Linked DNA regions of Homo sapiens: region 1 is linked to region 2. A link is a contact called in ENCODE Hi-C data. All regions are on one chromosome and are shown on one strand. The core of a region is the stretch at or near the end of the contact, and the rest is flanking DNA. Distances in the headings are between cores, read along the strand shown.

The links. A loop is a pair of places that touch in the nucleus more often than their neighbours do. Pooled maps may share reads with other maps.
Region 1: a loop to region 2 is called in a map of naive thymus-derived CD4-positive, alpha-beta T cell, with 32 times the contacts of the local background. The contact joins the promoter of PRKCE here to the enhancer-like site in region 2. A Hi-C loop is called at or near these places in 2 of 168 maps with a recorded cell type or tissue (CD8-positive, alpha-beta T cell and naive thymus-derived CD4-positive, alpha-beta T cell) and 5 of 50 pooled maps.

What each region holds. Positions count from the first base shown.
Region 1 is chr2:45,650,418-45,653,150 of GRCh38, forward strand. PRKCE (protein kinase C epsilon) reads left to right here and starts at 1,258. Exons shown (of 15, transcript NM_005400.3): 1 at 1,258-2,031. The coding sequence starts at 1,684. It overlaps LOC102724965 (a long non-coding RNA gene), which reads right to left and starts at 798. Exons shown (of 2, transcript XR_005647119.2): 1 at 1-798. RefSeq lists silencers at 418-517, 688-1,157 and enhancers at 533-827, 1,316-1,936.
Region 2 is chr2:41,839,959-41,842,687 of GRCh38, forward strand. No RefSeq gene overlaps it. Among named protein-coding and RNA genes, the nearest start is that of LINC01913, 36 kb to the right of the region's middle. Within about 2 kb of position 1,398, at least 19 of the 41 ENCODE cell types and tissues checked have a DNase peak (open chromatin) inside an H3K27ac peak, as active enhancers do.

The DNA.
Region 1 (2,733 bases), core at 8-2,507, 3.8 Mb after region 2:
AGGAACAGTCACTTTGCAAAAAATAAGCAGACCACAAACCAAGCCGGGGCTCTACCGAGCTTTCACTTGTCAACAAGTTCTCGCAGCCTGCGAAGTCCAGGACAGATCCCAAAGGGGAGAATGTCCCCAAAGAAAGGCAAGAGAGAAGAACAGAGTTTAAAACTTCACCCGAGCCATGCTTGTCCCTCCCCCTTCCCCCTCCCCCACCGCCGTGGATCACAGCGTCCCGGGACAGAGTGACAGATGGGCCAGAACTCCGCAGACTGCTCCTGCCCGCCGCGGCCCGAGTGGGGGTGGGCAAGGGAAGGGTCCCGAGGCCTCTAGGGCAACAGGGCCCCCTCCACTCCCCCATCCCCGGCTCTAAAAGACAGTGTTGGCCGCAGGGTCCCCGAGAGATACGCGGCCCGGCGGGGCCCATCCATGGCCATCCACGGCCCCCGGCACGCGCATCCAGCCCAGCGCCGCCGCACCCCGGGGTCCCGCGCGGGGTCCCCGCCCCCCGGCTGACCCGCCCGCCGCTGCGACCCCGGGCAGCCTCGCCAGCTCTCCACCGTTGTCTCCTCGGCTCACTTTTTCCGTATTGCTCCCCCAACCGGCAAAACTTTCTATTTCCCCAAACACTGCCGTGCGCGCGCGCGCGTGCACACACACACACTCACACACACACACTCACACACACTGACGTCTTTTGCGCATTTCCTGCATTAGAGGGAGGGAGACTCGCTCGCACACCGACAGAGGGAGAGGAGACCGCGGGGGAGCGCGGGCTGGCGGGCGGCGAGCGAGCGGCAGCCGAGAGCGGGGACGCGGGGAGCGCGGAGGGCGGGCGCCGGCGCCCAGGAGGTGGGGCCGCGCTGAGTCGCAGTCCCTGCCCCGCCGCCGCGCTGCGCACCGCCCGGTGCTGGCCTGCGCCCCCGAGCCGGATCGGCGGCCGCCCGGACTCCGAGCCCGCGCGGATGTGAGATTCCGGGCTCCTGGCGCCTCCCGATCGCCGGCTCCGGCGCGGCGCTGCTTCGCCCAGGAGGCGGCGGCCCCGGCTGGCCGTGGGGCTTGTGGATTTTTAAAAATTTGGCTCCGAGGAGGACCATTTCCTCTCGACATGCATCCCTCCGGATAGACTGAACATCCCTCCGTTCACCCCCCCGCCCCGCGCGGTCAGAGGCAGGCGCTGAGTGTGCGAAGAGGATCCGGGTTGAAATCTGCGCCCCCGGTTCTCGTCCCCGCCCCGTCCCACCGCCCCATCCCCCTCCCGGAGTCGAAATTTCCCGGGATTATGTTTCGGAAAGGTAGGTAAGCGCCGGGCGCGGCGCCCGCTTTCCCGCAGTCCGGAGCCGGAGAGCCAGCGAGGCGGCGAGGCAGCCCCCGCGGCTTGCAGCGGAGCCGACAGCTCGTCTTCTCTTCTGGAGGTGCAGCTGGTGGTCGGGGGGAGAGACTTGCTCCAAACACGGACATCCCCCAGCTCTCCCCCCTCCCTGTTTTCCGTTAGGAACCCGGCGAGGAAATACATGCACTGGCTGAGAATCGCCCGCGCCAGGGCGCAACGCCACAAGGTGTAGGGAGTGTGCGGGGTGGGGCGAAAGGGGACCCAAGAGTCCCTGTGGCTCGGAGTGCCGGGCCGTCGGTTCTTCATTCCTGCCCTCGGGGCAGACGGAGTGACCCCGGCCCCCACTCCCCGCCCCGACCATGGTAGTGTTCAATGGCCTTCTTAAGATCAAAATCTGCGAGGCCGTGAGCTTGAAGCCCACAGCCTGGTCGCTGCGCCATGCGGTGGGACCCCGGCCGCAGACTTTCCTTCTCGACCCCTACATTGCCCTCAATGTGGACGACTCGCGCATCGGCCAAACGGCCACCAAGCAGAAGACCAACAGCCCGGCCTGGCACGACGAGTTCGTCACCGATGTGTGCAACGGACGCAAGATCGAGCTGGCTGTCTTTCACGATGCCCCCATAGGCTACGACGACTTCGTGGCCAACTGCACCATCCAGTTTGAGGAGCTGCTGCAGAACGGGAGCCGCCACTTCGAGGACTGGGTGAGTGCGGCGCCTCCCCGTCATTCCGGGAACCCGGTTGTGGGGTCCCGGGGAAAGACTCGCTGGTCTTGATCGTAGGGCTCCGGGACTTATTGACGACTGGGGTGTGTGTGCCTGTAAGTCTCAGTTTCCTTGGGGAGGTACACTTCACTTCATAGTTGGGGAGAAACAGGCATTGGCGAGGAAGATGAGACTTGGAAAGAGGATGTGGCCCTCTGCTCCCTCTGTGCCCTCCAGTTGGTGGGTGCTGCGGGAGGTTTGCAAACTGGGAGAGCCTGGGCCACTGGTGCTGAAGGTTGGCCGAGGACCCGGCTTTCTTCCGCAGGCGCGTGGTGGGCTGGCTGTGTGTGATTGTGTGTGGGTGGGTCCCTCCGTCCTTGGAAAGGCACGTGGAGCCTTTGACTGAAGGCTTCTTGCACGTCCTGGCTTTGTCCTGCTTAGCCGAGCGAGGAGTTGCTTTATTTTTCCCTCCGAGAGGAAGCTGGCTTGTTTCTATTCTCTTGCATGGTGGTTAGCTCATCTTCTGACATACAAGTAGAAAAAATGTGTTCTCCTCCAGGATGTCTCCTCTATGGTCCCAGAAACATCAGTCGAGCTTGTTTTGTCCAATTCATTGCCCATCCATGCAGAATGAATGTTGCATTTTAAGAAGGGTTCTGCTTGTGGGTAATTGGAAGTCAGTGCTTTGAATCTTATTTAAAG
Region 2 (2,729 bases), core at 148-2,647:
AACATTTACTGATTGCTTTGTATTGGGTATTTTATCAGTACCACAATTAAACCACAATTCCATGAAGTAGGTGTTATTGTTAGTCTCATTTCCAGATGAGGAAACTGCGACAGGGAGGCTATGTAATCTCACCATGCTAGTGCTATGCAGGCTTGGGACTCAACAGGTATTCTTTCAAACGGCAAAATTCTCATTCTTTTTGTTTTTTTCTTTTTTTTTTTTTTTGAGACAAGGTCTCACTCTGTCACCCAGGCTATAGTGCTGTGGTGCAATCTCATCTCATTGCAGCCTCGACCTCCCAGGCTCAAGTGATCCTCCCACCTCAGCCACCCAAGTAGCTGGGACTACAGGCACACATCACACGTCTAGATAATTTTATTTTTTGTAGAGAGAGGGTCACACTATGTTTCCCAGGCTGCTCTCAAACTCTTGGACTCAAGCAATCCTCCTGCCTCAGCCTCACAAAATGCTGAGATTATAGGTGTGAGTCACGGCACTGACCCAGAATGCTCACTCTTAACCAGTGCACTGATCCCCACCAGTTATTGCTTATCGTGTACCTATTATGCGCATGGCACTGTGCGAACCTTAAACATATTAATTTCATTGAAACCTCATGGCAAGCCTTGGAGATAGGTATTATCATTATCCCCATCTGACAGATGAGGCTCAGGAAAGAAAGGAAACTGAGTTAATGTGGAGCTGGAACCGACGACACGCATTCTGACTAAGAGCTCTCTTATTCAGCACGACTGATTCCTATTCAAGTTTAGGTATTTCTCTTTCTACTTCATTTAGGTTAAAAGGCTTTCCTCTCCAGGAGCCTGGCAAGCCAAGCCCGCCCTCTGCGGGGCAACAGCACGAGGCATTACCCCTACAGACCACTTGGCGGCGCCGTCCGTCCTGAGTTGGAGAGAACGGTGGGCAAGTAGGGCTCCTTCCGCACGCTGCACGGTTCTTCTCCGGGCCCGCCCCCTTCCAGCAACAGCCAATCAGAAACTCGCTGACAGCGCTAGGCTCTCCACGGTAATGGCCGTGGATGATAATTGGCTAAGTCTCTTAAGGGACGTCTGGTTTCCGGGGACGCAGTGATAAGCGCAGAACGGGAGGTCTCTGAAGCAAGATGGGGCTCCAGACATAATCTTTACCTGAATAAGTCCCAACGCTGGGAGTGTCAGCCCGATCCTCCTACGGTGGAAAAGGCGGCAGCCAATTGCTACAGTCCCTTTAGGCTTTTCTCTCCCGCCAATCCTCACTCTGCCCTACGGGAGGGTTCTTGGCCGCTTCAGCTCGGTTTGCTGCTTACCAACCCCGCGGCCCAAGGGGAGCACGGCTCCCTGGCCCGATGCCCCCGGGGTATGCAGAAGGGCCCAGCCGGGACAGCAGCCACTGCATTTCTTTGGCTTGCGCTGCAGTCCGGATGGAGCTCGGTTCTGACCCAGAACATGAGATCGGGTTCTCATTAATTCAGCCCAGGGCCTTGCACACGCGCCCCGCCCCTGCTTGAAGTGGCTCACCCCGGACTTTCAGGATCTCACACGAAGTGCTTCGCTTTCCCCTGCAGGGATGGTACTCTCTGAGCGCCCTTGGAACTTTGTAAATAGCTGCATTGCAGCACTTCTCCATTGTTTTATTTCACGCATATTGGACTCAGGGTAGAGACCATATCTTAAACGTCTTTGCTTTGAGCAAGATATTTAAACTCTCTGTGCAGCATTTTTCTCAACTGTAAAGTGGGGATAGTAGTACCTCTTGCATAAAGTTGTGCGCACTAATACATGTAAAGCGCTTAGAAGACGGTCTTGCACACAGCAGATGATCAGAAAATGTTAGCCACTTGTTATTCCTACAATGCCTAGCACAAACACATCATAAATACTCTACAGTGCTTAGAATCAGTTTCATATATTTGTTCTTGGAGGTTTAAATCTCAGCTTTGTCAGAACTGCTCCAAGAAGGAAACGGTAAATATATATACACATGGCTGTAAATGTGTCCGAGTGCTTCAACATGCAGTGGCAGTTGAGAACAGCAGGGAGCCTGGGTTCAAGTTCTGACTGCAGCTGAACAGCCGAATGACCAATAGAAAATTAACTAAAACTTAACTCCTCAGCTGGGGAATGGAGATGATCATAATAATATCTACTTCATCGGGTTGTGGTGCTTGCATTCTTATCCCACTTTCACTTTGGGAGCTAGTACAAGAATGTAATGACACAGTATAGTATTTCTACCTTATATGTGTCTCCCACTTTAACTTTTGCAAAGCACATTCATATATTATCTCATTTAATACTCACAGCAACCCTGTGAAGCTCAGAGCACTTCCTGGTTGGAATCCTACAACATGTCCATGGTGAGCTGCAGCTCGGTTTCTTTGAGTGCAATTTCAATGTCAGTGCCATTGCTCTGCATCAGGACTGAACCAGTGACCACCTGGGTCTCAGATAAGCAGAAGGATTTGCATCCTAGATTTTCAAGCCAGTTGTTCTATTTTTTTTATTTCTGATTACAGCAGAAAGACGTAGTTACATTATCTTTTAAAATGTGAACAAAACAAAGTGCAAGGTCTGGTCGACCTTCACACACACTCCCCAGAGGCAGCCACTGTCATCCATTGAGTGTGGCATCTTCCTAACCTCCTGGGTATGGTTTCATGCATGTACCTGTGGCGGGGAGAAAGCTAGGTTTTTTTGTTGTTGTTCTTTTGCATAAACATGATTGTATTT